Linked DNA regions of Homo sapiens: region 2 is linked to region 1. A link is a contact called in ENCODE Hi-C or POLR2A ChIA-PET data. All regions are on one chromosome and are shown on one strand. Each heading gives the region's core, a stretch centred on a gene start or an enhancer-like site at or near the end of the contact. The rest is flanking DNA. Distances are from core to core; before and after follow the strand shown. Region 1 has its middle 160 kb from the start of LINC00332. Region 2 holds the start of LOC105370171 (a long non-coding RNA gene).

Region 1 (7,019 bases), core at 1,164-3,663:
TTTCAAAAGTAGTAAAAGCAGCATGTTTTAAAACACTTGAACTTAGCTCAAAGAAATGGTGTCATTTCATCCTGATAGAAATCTCTTCCAGAAAAGACTATCTGAGCTACTCTGGAAATGAACGGAATTCCTTCAATTACGTCTGAATTTATAAAAATCTGAGAGAAAACTCAAGTTTACCAAGAATGCATTCTTGCTTGCATGGTGTTCCTTCCACATGATGCATTGTTACCAATAAGGATGCCATGCATGCCTTTCAGCCACCCATTGCTTATTGGAGAAAGAACTGACATCAGATGAGAAGGAAAGATCTACAAATTTAGTTGTTTTTTTTTCTGTTTCTTTTTTGCCATTTAGACTTCATTTTATCATAATTTTAGGGTTTTTAAAATTGTATAACATGGTTTTGTACTGGTAAATTTTCTTTTTTATGTAACAATTCTTTATTATAGGTATGTACTGATTGCTAAGGACTAGTAATTCAAGCATAAAGGAGGAAGGTTTTATTTTTATTTCAAGGACTTAATGGGCTATTGAAGGGGATGTACAGTGATGACACTGTACGTCACTGAGCCAGTGATGACAATACCAAAATAATGACTGCCTCAGTATAAGGCATGTGCAACAGTGGGAGGCTGGAGTGAAGGGACGGCTGCATACTCCATGGGGAATAGACATATCAGGGGTTGCCACGAAAATGTTTTTTCTTTTCTTTTTTTTTTTTGAGATGGAGCCTCACTCTGTCACCCAGGTTGGAGTGCAGAGGTGCAATCTCGGCTCACTGCAACCTCTGCTTCTCGGGTTCAAGCGATTCTCCTGCCTCAGCCTCCTGAGTAGCTGGGATTATAGGTGCCTGCCACCACACTGGCTACTTTTTGTAACTTTAGTACAGGCAGGGTTTCACTATGTTGGCCAGGCTGGTCTTGGATTCCTGACCTCAGGTGATCTGCCTGCCTCAGCCTCCCAGAGTGCTGGGATTATAGGTGTGAGCCACCATGCCTGGCCAGAAAATGTTATTTTTCCATGAAAATCCCTGTGGTGATAATTGTAAGATAAATGATCCAAAGGCATATATTAAAATTCATTTTGAGAGCCCATCATATAATAAACTTTCTGTGGGTAAGGCTGTGGATATTAAAAAATATAACATATTCATTCATTTGTTGCCAGGAGGTTTAATTTATTTTCTTCCTTCTTAATAAAGTAGAAGGAAAAAACATCCATGTTTATACGATGTCACTGCAGTTCAAAATAAGACTCATTAATTATCAGAATGAGTGGCCACTGAGCAATCTGCTCCAGTGAGTGGCTTGCACAGCTCACTGGAGTTTATGTTACATTTGGCCATTTACGCACTCACTTTCCAGAAAGCCCACTTTACTTGTGAGCTAAGTCAGATCCCCAAAAATGGATCTTCTTATGTTGAAGTTGACTGATCTTCCAAGATGGATGAATTTTTAATAAACTGATGAGAAGTCCTGTTTGCGATACATTGTTGATCATCACTCAGCCCCAAATGACTGGAAAGGTTATTTAGGGACTCAGGAAGCCCCAGCATAAGCAAATACCATAGGTACAAGCCCTTAAAATCAAAATGCCTAGATGTTAAATCAATGTCCCTATTATTGTTTCACATGGGACTCTGGTGACATTTCTAGAGAAGGAATGATTCTTGGCACTTTTCTTAGAAGAATGCCCTCTGCTTGTCGCTGGCTAGATGAGGGAGCATCTGCTATCCAGCTAACAAGGCAGGGGTCAGCAGGAGAACAGACTGGGGAGGCCGGGGATATGGGAAGGGTCCTCTCTGCAGCTGCTCTGTGGGGCAGGCGTGTCCTGATGACAGGGTGTCCTCAGCTGGAGCCATGGGGGAAAGAAGCAAGGCACGTCTCCTGGGTTTCCCCTTAAGTTCCAGTGAAGAGAAATTCAAAATACTTTCATTTTCCTACTAACCACACTTCTTCTGTGGGGAAATATGAGTGCTTCATAGCACCTACAGGACAACACCTCTTGTAGATATCAATTTGGAAGCTTCATCTCTTTGAGAAGTTGCAGGATAAAACAGCATTTTTAATAATCTCTTTGATAATAATCATTTGGCCCTGCATAATATATACATATATACTGTACATATGTATTATATATACACAATTTATGTATATGTTTTTATATGTGTGTGTGTTTACACATACACACAGAGATAAAATGAGAAAGACCAGAGGCAGAGAGAGAGACACACACACACACACACACACAGAGAAACACACTCTTTGATGATGATGAGCCAGATACCACAAAGGAAAAGGTTTCTGCCTACAGGTCTAGGACTATTGATGAGTAAATTCTGTTCTTTCCTTCCCACCGTAATCAGCCCTTGGTTGAGCAAATCTTGAGGGTTGAATAGGGTTTCACTTTCAACCTCACGCGGACAGAAATGGTCATGATTCACCTAAATTCCCTGTGAACAGAAACAGGCTGGCTTCTCACACCTCCAGTGAAGGCTGGACGGTGGTGGTAGGCTGCTCTTATCTCAATTTCAAGTTCTTTTGCCTCATTTCATGCCATTGAAAACATCATTTGGATTGGCCATCTGCACCCTGAATGACATCCGCATTTTACCCACTGACATGGAGCAGCCACAGCTGATTAATAGAGCCAGAATTCCTCATGTGGACCAATTTGCTATGCAGTTGTCAAGGAGTCAAAACCCAGCTTAGCTGTGTAGTGGTTTGAGAATGGTCATCTTTCAATGCTATAACAAAAATTAAAACTCTACTAATAGCTGAGCCCTGGATTTCTGTTGAGAATTCTGCTCAGTTTCATGTTAGGGTAATTTGCCTAAATGGGCTCAACCTTAACAGACAAGAATGTCCAAGAACAAGCTGGATGCTAATGTTTTGTTCTGAAAGAATGTTAAAGAATTTTTTTTAAATAAAAAGGTCTTGTTAATAATCCTTTTTTAAAAATAATTTCAACTTGTATTTTAGATTCAGAGGGTACATGTGCAGGCTTGTTACATGGGTATATTACGTGATGCTGAGGTTTGGGGTATGAATGATCCCATCACCCAGGTACTAAGCATAGTACCCAACAGTTAGTTCCTCAGCCCTTGGTGACCTCCCTCCCCCATCTAGTAGTCACCAGCATCTATTATTCCTATCTTTATGTCCATGAGTATGCGATGTTTAGCTCCCACTTATGAGTGAGAACATATGATATTTAGTTTTCTGTTCCTGCACTAACTCAGTTAGGATAATGACCTCCAGCTGCAACAGTGTTCCTGCAAAGGACCTTATCTGTCAATGACATTGCTAGCTTTTCTGAGATAGGCAACTCAGAGGAGTATGTGATTTCAGGCTTGGGATCGTTTGGTTCCAAGTAGCAGAAACTCACCAAGGAGTGTTTGCTAAAAAGTGGGATTTGTTGAAAGGATATGAGGTTAGAGGAGCAGAAGGTCTGGATGAAGACCTGGAGTAGAGTCAGGAACCAAGGCAATGCCTCCCAGCATCACTCCCTGGGGGTCAAGCAGCTGCTCATCCCCACTTCTCTCTGGATATCAGCATTATTTTTCTCTCTTCGCAGACTGTTTTTTCCTGATTTTCTGGAAGAGTGTCAGAAATGTGTTGCCTAACCCTTGTCTCTGCATCGTTCCCCAGTCTCAGGCTCCCAACCAACTGACCTGTCCCAAGAGAGACAGACACTAGTAGGTCCAGCTTAATTAGAGATTGGCTTCCTTGATCCACCTTTGACTCAGCTAACTATGGCCAGGGGCTAGCATCATTTGAGTGATCTGGCTCCTGGTGTCCAGTCCTGTGCAGGGGGAGGCATTTCTTTCAGAAAAGGGAGGTTTGGGCTACACGAACACCCTTGAAGCAGCCTCCTGTAGTTGTCATTCTAGGAAGGGGCTTAAATCGATTCATAGACATTGTAGAATTTATTCTAAGGGTAGCAAAATGAGCAAAACTGTTTCACAGATAGGAAAATGAAGGCAAAGAGTTGTCAGGAAATTGCCAAAGTCAGTTTGAAACCTGAGTTGCTGACTCCTGATTCAGGCTTGACTATGTCAAGTATTTCTTTCTTGCACTGTGAAGGCTGGCTGGCTGTGGATGCTTCATGGCTTTCAGAAAGGGGTAGTGGAGTTTGCCCAAATAATCTGCAATAAAGCAGAGCAAAAAATCTAATAGATTTGTGGCTCATGCCATATCATTTAACAAATAAACCATCTCTTCCCCAAAATACAGGCTGGCTCACCAGGGAGTGGCCTGGTCCCTTGAGCATGTGTTCTTTCCAGATCAAATGGTGGTGGTTCAGCTCAGTCTGGGTGAGCCTGGCATTTTTTCATCAATAAAGAAGACCTGTTAAAATTAATGTTGAAATAGTCTCCCATCATTCTGAAAGTATGCACTTTGCTCATCTGAAAAATATAATCAACCTGCCAGTTTCTAAGTTGAAATTTGTGTGTATTGCCTAGAATAACATTGACTCAGTATTCCTTTCAACATGAACCTTGGTAGTGTTTCCTCTTAGAGTTTTCCTCTTCTATACACTTCTTATGGTCTTCTACCTAGGTTCATGCACGCACACACAATGCACATACATGCACAACACAGACATGCAGAAGTGCACATGCAACTTATATCCCATGTATCACAAATTCCAAGGAATTAATGAAAATGGAGTATTTTGCACTGAAAAAGCTCTGGAGCTTAACTTCTCCATGTCAGGGGCTAACAAGTCAAGAATGGGATAAGTCAGTCCCTTCCTACACTGGGCACCTCACTCTTCATCTGCAGAATCCCAAGAATTTCTTGTTTAGAGATTACTCTGATGTTTCTACATCATTGTTTGCTGTACAGAATGTTTGACAGCATAGTTCTGTTAGATTTCAGCCTGATAATGCACAATGCAGTTTTCAAAGAAAAGAAAAATTAGTTCTAATGGAATTAGCACAATGATCCTCTAAGAATACAGCTTATGAACAACCCTTGGATGGGCTGTAGCAAATTCCGAAGCCAGAACCCAGGTTCTGTTCTTCATTATTTTCTGATTCAAAACACTTGTGGAGTGATTAATCTTTATGAGAATTATTGTCTCCCGTGCACATGTAGAAATAAAAACCAGAACCTCCAGATGCGGAGTTGTTACCTTAGTTCAGAGCTTTCTTCAACCCACTTACCACTCACAGCTTTTGTTTATTCCTTTACCCAAGACTCCTCTGTTTGCCTCCGCTCGACCCCATTCCCACCCTACCCCATGCCACGTGGAGGGCAAACATGCCTCTGGCAGGCCTACATAGCACATGAATAATACATGAAATAGTCATAGCTGTAATCAAGATTTCTGAATCCTTTCTATGTAGCTGTAGTGTGCTCAGGCCACAACAGATATTATTAAATCTCGTCTTCATACAGCCCTGCAGCATAAGCTTAATTTCCAGGTTAGATCTAAGATCTACCTGATTCCAAGCTCCATGCTCTTAACCACTAAACTGAATTTTTCATTCACAACAATATTCTTAACAGTTATTTAGAGTATTTAATGTAATTCTTTTTTTTTTTTTTTTTTTTTTTGAGACGGAGTCTTGCTCTGTCACCCAGGCTGGAGTGCAATGGTACAATCTCGGCTCACGGCAACTTTCACCTCCTGGGTTCAAGCGATTCTCCTGCCTCTGCCTCCCGAGTAGCTGGGATTACAGGCATCCGCCACCATGCCTGGCTAATTTTTGTATTTTTAGTAAAGATGGGGTTTCACCACATTGGCCAGGCTGGTCTCGAACTCCTGTCCTCAGGTGATCCACTCACCTCGGCCTCCCAAAGTTCTGGGATTATAGGCATGAGCCACAGTGCCCGGCCTTAATGTAATTCTTTACTGTTCTACTCCAAGGGTGTTAAAGGAAGAAAGAACACTGATGAGAACTCTGTGAGGGCAGATCCCAACCTTCAGCTCCAGCTTTGACCTCCATCCTGGCCCTAGACCCACAGAGAAGCTGACACACCAGGGTTCGTAGAAATGTGTGGCATAGATGGAGAGAATGCCAGCCTAGGATCAACAAATACTTGTAAGATCTGGCATTGGTACAATTCTCCCTCCTGGTGGATTACTTTTGTTTTTATTTTCCATCCCCCGCAAAAACAGGTGTGCCTTCCTAAAGACAGAAAGAGAATCCCAGAAAATGTGAATTAAAAAGAGAATGAATTTTAAGGAATTATTAATTTTCTTTAGATTTACGTGAGAAAAATTGGAGATCAGTACCACAGAATCACAGAGTCTTTAAGTTGAAAATGATTTAAGCTTCATTTTATCTAGTTGTCTTTGTTTTATAGGCCAGGAAAGCTAAGAGAGAAATAAAACATCTTAATTTGCCAACTCTATTGCGGTCCATGAGGCCTAATATAATCAAAACACATTTGAAAATGTAGCATGTTGATAAAATTATAGTAAAATACAAATTTTATTAGTACCTGAAATATTAATAATACCATTGTCAATACTAAAGCCTAGCAATTATAAAATGAAATTATTAAGTGACTATTCAATAAAAATGCATTCTGTAGCGGCTACCTTATTTGACATTGGTTCCACAAATATTTGTTGAGCACCTACTACGTGTCAGGCACAGAGCAAGGAGCTATGACTTCAGAAGTGAAGGCATAGTTCTTTCCTATTAAGAACCAAAAATCTAGTGGATAATCACCAGCTTTAAAATGTAACCGTAGTGGAGACAGCCTTGTTGAAAATTTTAGTAATTTTGCTAGTTTATCAAAAGCCCCAAACCACTTTATTTACCTGGAAGATCACATACACACACACACACACACACACACACACACACACACACACACACACACTCTCACACACACACACAATTTAAGTACCCTTCAGCCTATATTGTTTTAAATATCAAAGCTGCTTTCATTTTATTTATTTTATCACTATTATATTTCTTTTGAGACAGACTCTCGCTCCGTTACCCAGGCTGGAGTGCAGTGATGCCATCTCGGCTCACTACAACCTCCGCCTTT
Region 2 (7,019 bases), core at 2,475-4,974, 34 kb before region 1:
TTGTGCACCCACTGATACATTTAGATCTTGATGTCTATATTTAATTTTATCTGTGGAAAGAAGGGAAAATAGAGCTAGTTAGACATTTAAAGGCAGGCATCTGTGTTTCTTATTTACTTTCAGATAAGCAGAATACCCACATAATTTACTCTTGATAAAGACTACTGGGCTGCTTGTTTGCCAAAGACATGTGACTTTTAAACCACGAACAGTATGAGATGTCACCAGCACAAAACTCTGAATTCTGACTTGCCAGCTTTCACTCCAGTCCCTGATCCCTGCTCCTCCCACTCCACACAGTACTGTTTAAGCTCCTACTTCCAGGTGTCACCCAATCACCCTGTGCTTCCATCCATTCCTGCTGAAACATCTGCATGTCCATATGTTTGGCTCATAGTATCTGTCACACTTTGCTTTCTGCCAGCTCTTCTGTGCTCCCCACATGCCTGGGGACTCCCCTCCTCCTCTCCCCAGCCTGCAGAACCCCGTCTCCCTGCAGAGAGTTTTACATGGAAGAGGAGGGTCTCTGGGTGTGCACTGATAGAAGAACCCAACAGCCAGGCCCACGGGACGAGGACATCTGTCTCACTGCTCTGCTCCTTCCTGCCTGTGACCTCACAGAGGCCTCAATTGGATCAGGCAATTTGTATGGTCAGGATCAAATGCTGCCCAATTTAATTCAATTACTCTTCACCACAAGAGAAAATATGGTTATTATAATGACAGGACCTCTGTGAAGAATGCAGGCTCCCAGCCAGCGACCTGCCAGCACGTTGCCAAGCTGTGAGGAACAGCCACGGTGCAGATGATGCTGATTGGAAGGGATGGGGCAGAGCTGTGCCTGCTCCCGAGCACTCACACGAGTGACTGAATCCTTTGCCACAGTTGCCCAGGGGCACCTTTCCCACAAACCCACAGAGAAGTGGGCATAGCTGTGGCTGAAGCTCAGAGTGGAGCTGCCAGGTTGAGCTGTGACATGATAACTGAATTATTTACCAAATCCTGGGGAGAAGAGAAGAAGCAGAAGTAGTGACAGCAGCAAGCAGAGGAAAGGGAGCTATTTTCCAAGATTACCATTTTAAGAGAAATTTCTTACTTATGGTTCATAAGTCTCTATGACAAATTTGACAACTAAGAAGATAATGTCGACCTGGAATCTTTTCTTCAACTTCATCTTATCCTAACTGCTCGTTACCTCACCATATTTAATAATAATTGAAACCACCATTTACTCGGCATTTACTGTTGGCCAGCTGCTGTTTTCATGGATCCATTCCTGTTGGTCTCTCAAGAATCCTGTGAGCTAAGCGTCCTATTAACCCCATTTTAGAGATGAGAAAAATGAGGCTGCAGGAGACTGAGCAGCCTGCCCAGGGTCATATCGCTAGTAAGTGACAAGATAGGACTTAAGCCAACTGATCACAAAGCCCTTCTTCTTGACCTTTATGCCCTTGGCCTTATTTTCTCAAATTGCCTTTGCCTTTATAGATGTGTCCTCATGTCACTGAAGAGGGAGAAATGCTCCCCAATACTCTCAAGTACATTGGATACACAGAACCTGTGTCTACACGGAATCATATCATCATTTCTTAACCAGTATAGTGGCTGGACACATGGGGCTCTGGGTTCAAATCTCAGCTCTGCCACTTCCTAGCTGCACGGCTACTGTAGGTTACCTAATTCCCTGTGTTTCAGTTCCCTCATGTGCAAATGAGGAGACTATTTCCTCATGGGGTTGTGGAGAGGACTAACAGAATCAACACACTTAAAGCACTTAGAGTGGTACCTGGAAAAATTGTTCAAAAATTAGTGGCTATTATCCATTTTTATCACTTCCCTTCTGAAAGCAAATAATGCAAAAATAGGAGGTGAGAAGGTGAGGGATGTTTTCTTGGCATGCACCCAAGACACTTCCGGAGGTAGTCCAGGGCATATTTGCAGTGCCAATGATAGAGTTAAGCTGGGTGCCATGGTCAAGAGTAGTAATACTGACTACCAGCCTAGCACCCGTGAGGGTGGGGGAGGCTGTAGGAGATCTGAGCAACTCATAAGCAAAATCCTTCTAGGATCGAGTGAAGAGTTCCTTTAACTTTATCTCCTGTCCTAGGCTCTGCCTCTTTTCACTCAGGAGCACAACCAATGGCAGAGACTGGAGGACTGATACAAGACAAGGGGGCAGTACCCACTCCTCAGGCCACCTTGTTAACAGGCACTGGCTGGGCTGATCCACATTCCCTCAGGCCCACTTCCCCCTGCTAAGGAGGAAGAGGGAAGCTGTGACTCTTTTGTAGACCAACTACGAACACAGATAAGCAGGGGCCTCTTGGCCCAGTACTCGGTGTCCATTGACACAGAATGTCCTTCACCCATATCTCTGAGTTTGCCCACATGCTTCCTTTAGAAGCAGTTGGGTCTAGCAGCCTTTCAGGGAATTATGAAAACTCTAAAAACCCACAGGAATTTTCCCAAGCCCTTACCACACATCCCACACTTGCCTGGGTCATCATGGTGACTCTGTTGCAAAGCCAGGGTGAAGCGTCTTCAACCTGAAGACATGTAGTCCAAGTGAAGACATGTAGTCTGAGTGCTTTGAGTCATACTTACATTGTTAATGATCGTTCTTGGACTTGAATTTTATTTTAGGGCCAGGATCACTTTTTCTAGGTGTCATAAATCCAAGCTAATATGCATATCAGTATGTACCAAATAGTACCAGCTTTGGCATCCAGCTATATGGTACTTTTGATGCTAGGGATGGCAGAGCTCAGCATGGGGGAGCTGTTCTTCTCCATCAGAACCCATGTGAGGGCATGTTACTCTGACGTATGGGATGATGTTCACCATGGTCAGTGTCTGTTGTGATTGTTTACAAAGACTTAGTCCTTGTCCTTTGCTTTCAGATCCCAGTGGAGGGCGCAGCTCATTCTAACAGAAGCCAGCTTTTTTTGGGAAGTTTTGACTGAACTTTAGGGAGTTGTGATTCTGAGAATGGTGTTTTCATACAGTAAAGAGTAACCGGTTTGCTGTCCTAACTAGAAATGGTATTTTTTTTTTCTGTGAGATAGTAGCTCCAAGAAATGGGATGAGACTGAATAGAAAAGCAAAGACCTGGCTTCTCTTCTTTGTTCTACACTTTTGAGCAAGTCCTTTTGCCTCCCAGACTCAGTTTCCCCATTGCTGTGGATATTGACATCAATGATTCCTACAGCCCACCCTGTCTCTTGCAAATGAATTGAATTAGTCTTTAATGCCCCAAATGGTTCAGTGGTAAGCACTGTAAATCTAAGTTAAAATTGCTGGTATTACACAAGGGAAATAAATGTTTCCAGCTCCAGGAAGATCAGCAGCTCACAGCTGTAGCTGGAAATGAGGACATACAGGCTGACAAACTGTAGACACGACCATCTCTTGGGTCTTCCGAAGGGAACCTGGGGAGAAAATGGCAGCCCCATCAGGTAACTGCATCAGTGTACCCTGAAGAGATGCTACCTTGATTTCCACACCAGCTGAGCACCTGAATAATTATATTTGAAGCAGCACAGGGCATAGAACAGATTTACTTAGCATCTGGGGAGCCAATTGCACCCAGGCCTGCCCAAACTGGTCTTTCTCATTGCAGGGTGTGGGAGAACATAGGGCTTTGTGGGTCCCTGGGGACCTGCCAGGCCCAAGGCTGTTGCTCAGCTGTGGGAGGCACGCCAGTTCTCAGGTCTGCTAATGAGTGGTGTGGTGTCTGGCAAGGAACTTGCCTGGAGTGAGTGTGACTAACCATGAATCTTTTCAATAATGCTGACAATTCATTCTCTTTTCTCTCCTTTACCCGCTCTCTTTGCTGGAGCTGGCTGAAATAGGAGCAAATTAGTCTCATTCTGGAAAAGGCAGGGCATGATAAAGGACCCCCTAAAAGGTTTCCAGAGCTCCGTGCCTGAATGTTTTGCAGTCCGTGTAATTATCTGACTTGGGTGAGTCGACAGGGTATTTTTTTTGTTGTTATTTTCTACACTCAATAGCAGGTGGCATCTGAAGAAGTGCCTTGTTACTGTTCCACTGGACTATTGAACAAATTTACATTTGACACCAGCAAAGGTAGTGTCATTATTATTCTATGTGTGTTCCAACCCGAACTGATGACCCTCCATTTCCTGTTCAAAGGCTATGTTTCTTTCAAGGGAAAGATAATGTTTCCACCCCTACATGGAAATGTGGTAGACCTTAAATGCCCTGGACTTCTAACCGGGGGTGGGAGCTGAAGAGGGAATGAACCTTTCCTCTTCTCCCTGCTGCCACCCGTTTTGTTGTTTGATTAAGTGTTCTCTGAGTGTCTAACACCTGAGCTGAACCTTGCATTCTCTCACTGGGAAGGTGTGTACCTGTGTGCTGCTGCGTGTCTCTTGGGAAAGTTGGTCATGCCATCTGTTGGTTAGTGAGTTGGAAGGCTTTCAGGTTCTGCTAATATTGGATCGAAACTTTTAGAAAGGAATAGAAGTTGTCTAATGAATGTGGTGTCATCATCATGGGTTAGACCTCTGAGTATGACTCAAACACACTTTCTTAATAACAGAGGAAAAGCATTTAATATTTGAAATACATGAGCAAGTGAAAGAAAAAGAAATACACGGAGAGTTGGAAAGTTTCAAACAGTTTTAACGTTCCTTATTCTCTAAAATAAACATACTGTCTAGCTCAAACCTGCTTTCCACCTTTTCGTATTTAGGCTTGTTTCTTCTTTCTTTCTTGGCCTTGTGGGACTACTATTAACTTCTAAAGAGGTTCAAAATGGTAACTGGAGGTATCAAAGCTATCTTTTCCAGATTAAAACTTGGGACATGTGTTCCAGCATGTGTCAGAATATTTTCAGGAATGATACGTGAATGTATTTAAAATTAGAGTTTTCTCTGACTATTCTGAACATAGAACTCCTTTCATTTTCTGACTACCTTGTATTCAGAGGCATCATAGATTACAGTTTCATGTAGGAGTTGCAACTGATGGCCCAAGGTCGGATCTCGGTTTTAGTCATGTTTTGTATAATGTACAAAATGTGCTGTTGTGTAATGTACAAAATGTACTGTTTCAAAAACCAGGAAATTTCACATAAACATCTAGATTTCTAACTTCTAAAAATTCTAAAATCTGGCAACACTGACTACAGAGGCCCAGAATGGTAATGCTATTAGAACTAAATGGCTGCTGCCTGTTCACAGGATGCTTTGCCACGTGCCTCACCACTGTCTAGTGCCTCATATTTAGCCTTCCTCACCTCTTTCCATTGTGTGTCTGGCCTCTGTAAGCATTTGAATTTGTGTTTGTTGATTTTGTCATACAGTCCACTTGTGGTTGAGGCTTCTGGCTACTCATCATCAGAGAAGGGATATGGCTTCTTGACTTTGGTTGAGTCAGGTCCCATCTCAGAGAGCTGGTCCTTAGTACAAAGTTGGTCATAAGCTGACATCTTATACCTCAGTTATTGAAAACCCCAATACCTCTGATATGTTCCATTTTTGCTTCTTTGATTAGAGTAGATCTCATCATTAATGGGTAGTTTGGTTTATTCCTTGGTATTGTGAAATGAGAGACATAAACATCTTGTATGTATTGTTTGCTACATGCTTGTTCATTGCATTTGGAACCAATTTTGTAACCACAATAACCATTTATAGAAGAGTAGATGGCCGGGTCAGGGGGTGAGAATGGGAAATAAGACAACTATTTGGCTTCTAGAGAATAAATTGATTGATTATGATATATTGAATAAATTAGTAATTCTTTTTTTTTTTTTTTTTGAGACAGAGTTTTGCTCTTGTTACCCAGGCTGCAGTGCAATGGCACGATCTCGTCTCACTGCAACCTCTGTCTCCCAGGTTCCAGCAATTCTCCTGCCTCAGCCTCCTGAGTAGCTGGGATTACAGGCATGCGCCACCACACCCAGCTAATTTTGCACTTTTAGTAGAGATGGGGTTTCTCCATGTTGGTCAGGCTGGTCTTGAACTCCCGACCTCAGGTGATCCACCTGCCTTGGCCTCCCAAAGTGCTGGGATTACAGGCATGAGCAACCACGCCTGGCCAAATTAGTAATTCTTACAATGTTTCACACTTGTTCAGTAAGGGAAAAGCATTACATCTATGGAGCTTTTTGAATTCTTTGACGTTGTCTTAAACAATGCTTCATAACTTCTCTTTGTCTGAGAATATTAATAAACTGTCTCTGTCATTTTCTTATAAAAACCTATAGATATAACTTAAATTTTTAACAAAATTCTTTTGGAAAATGAAAAGGTGATTGACATGTACATTCAGGCAGGTAAACAAGTATTACTGAAAATTATGGTGTCATTTAAGAGCCTTGTCAGACAGTAGGTCAGCAGGAGTGGAACTTTATTCATTCATTCATTCAGCAGATATTTACTAAGCACCCCACTCCAAGTGGAACCACATGAAATTGGAAATATCTATAAAGACAGAAATCTCCTGTGGTTCAATCTGAAGCCTGCTAGGTGCTATGTTAGGCACTGTGGATACAAGGAGAATAACAGGGATAGTCATGCTAACAAACAGTGCGATGAAGAGTTCTAAGTGCTGTGACAGATGCATAGAGGAATCCAGTGAGGACCTGGAGAAGCAGGTGCCAATTCTACTTAGGGGATAGGATTGGCAAACAGCTTCAAAACAAAGGGGATGCTCAAAATGAATCCTTGAAGAAAATGCTAATGATATTAAAATATTCTTGCCTGTGGTGAAGGCAGAGTGGGTGTGGGCATGGGTGGGGATGGAGATCAGCATACAAGCCCAAGGGAACAGTGAATAGACATAAAGGCATGCCACAAAATTCCTGGAGTTGTGAGTGCTTTGGGCATGTGGCAGGGCTAGACAAGTGGGCTTGGGGCCACAGAGACCACCTTGGGAGCTCCTCATTATTGTGTTAGAGAAGAAAAGCCATTAATGCATTTCCAGCAGGGATGGGGGCATGGTGAAACTCGCCTCTCAGGAAGGTTATTCTCTTTTCAGTATGGGACAGAAGC

The links. A loop is a pair of places that touch in the nucleus more often than their neighbours do. ChIA-PET counts read pairs that join two places held with the same protein, here RNA polymerase II (POLR2A). Pooled maps may share reads with other maps.
Region 2: a loop to region 1 is called in a map of GM12878, with 7 times the contacts of the local background. The contact joins two enhancer-like sites. A Hi-C loop is called at or near these places in 2 of 168 maps with a recorded cell type or tissue (GM12878 and naive thymus-derived CD4-positive, alpha-beta T cell), 36 of 37 single-sample maps with no recorded cell type and 15 of 50 pooled maps. POLR2A ChIA-PET finds 5 or more read pairs at or near these places in 6 of 52 experiments (MCF 10A, OCI-LY7, activated CD4-positive, alpha-beta memory T cell and 2 more).

What each region holds. Positions count from the first base shown.
Region 1 is chr13:40,021,790-40,028,808 of GRCh38, reverse strand. No RefSeq gene overlaps it. Among named protein-coding and RNA genes, the nearest start is that of LINC00332, 160 kb to the left of the region's middle. Within about 2 kb of position 2,413, at least 2 of the 41 ENCODE cell types and tissues checked have a DNase peak (open chromatin) inside an H3K27ac peak, as active enhancers do; they include GM12878, where a contact is called at or near this core.
Region 2 is chr13:40,057,141-40,064,159 of GRCh38, reverse strand. It overlaps LOC105370171 (a long non-coding RNA gene), which reads right to left and starts at 591. Exons shown (of 2, transcript XR_941894.2): 1 at 510-591; 2 at 1-50. RefSeq lists enhancers at 3,522-3,651, 4,898-5,087. Within about 2 kb of position 3,724, at least 8 of the 41 ENCODE cell types and tissues checked have a DNase peak (open chromatin) inside an H3K27ac peak, as active enhancers do; they include GM12878, where a contact is called at or near this core.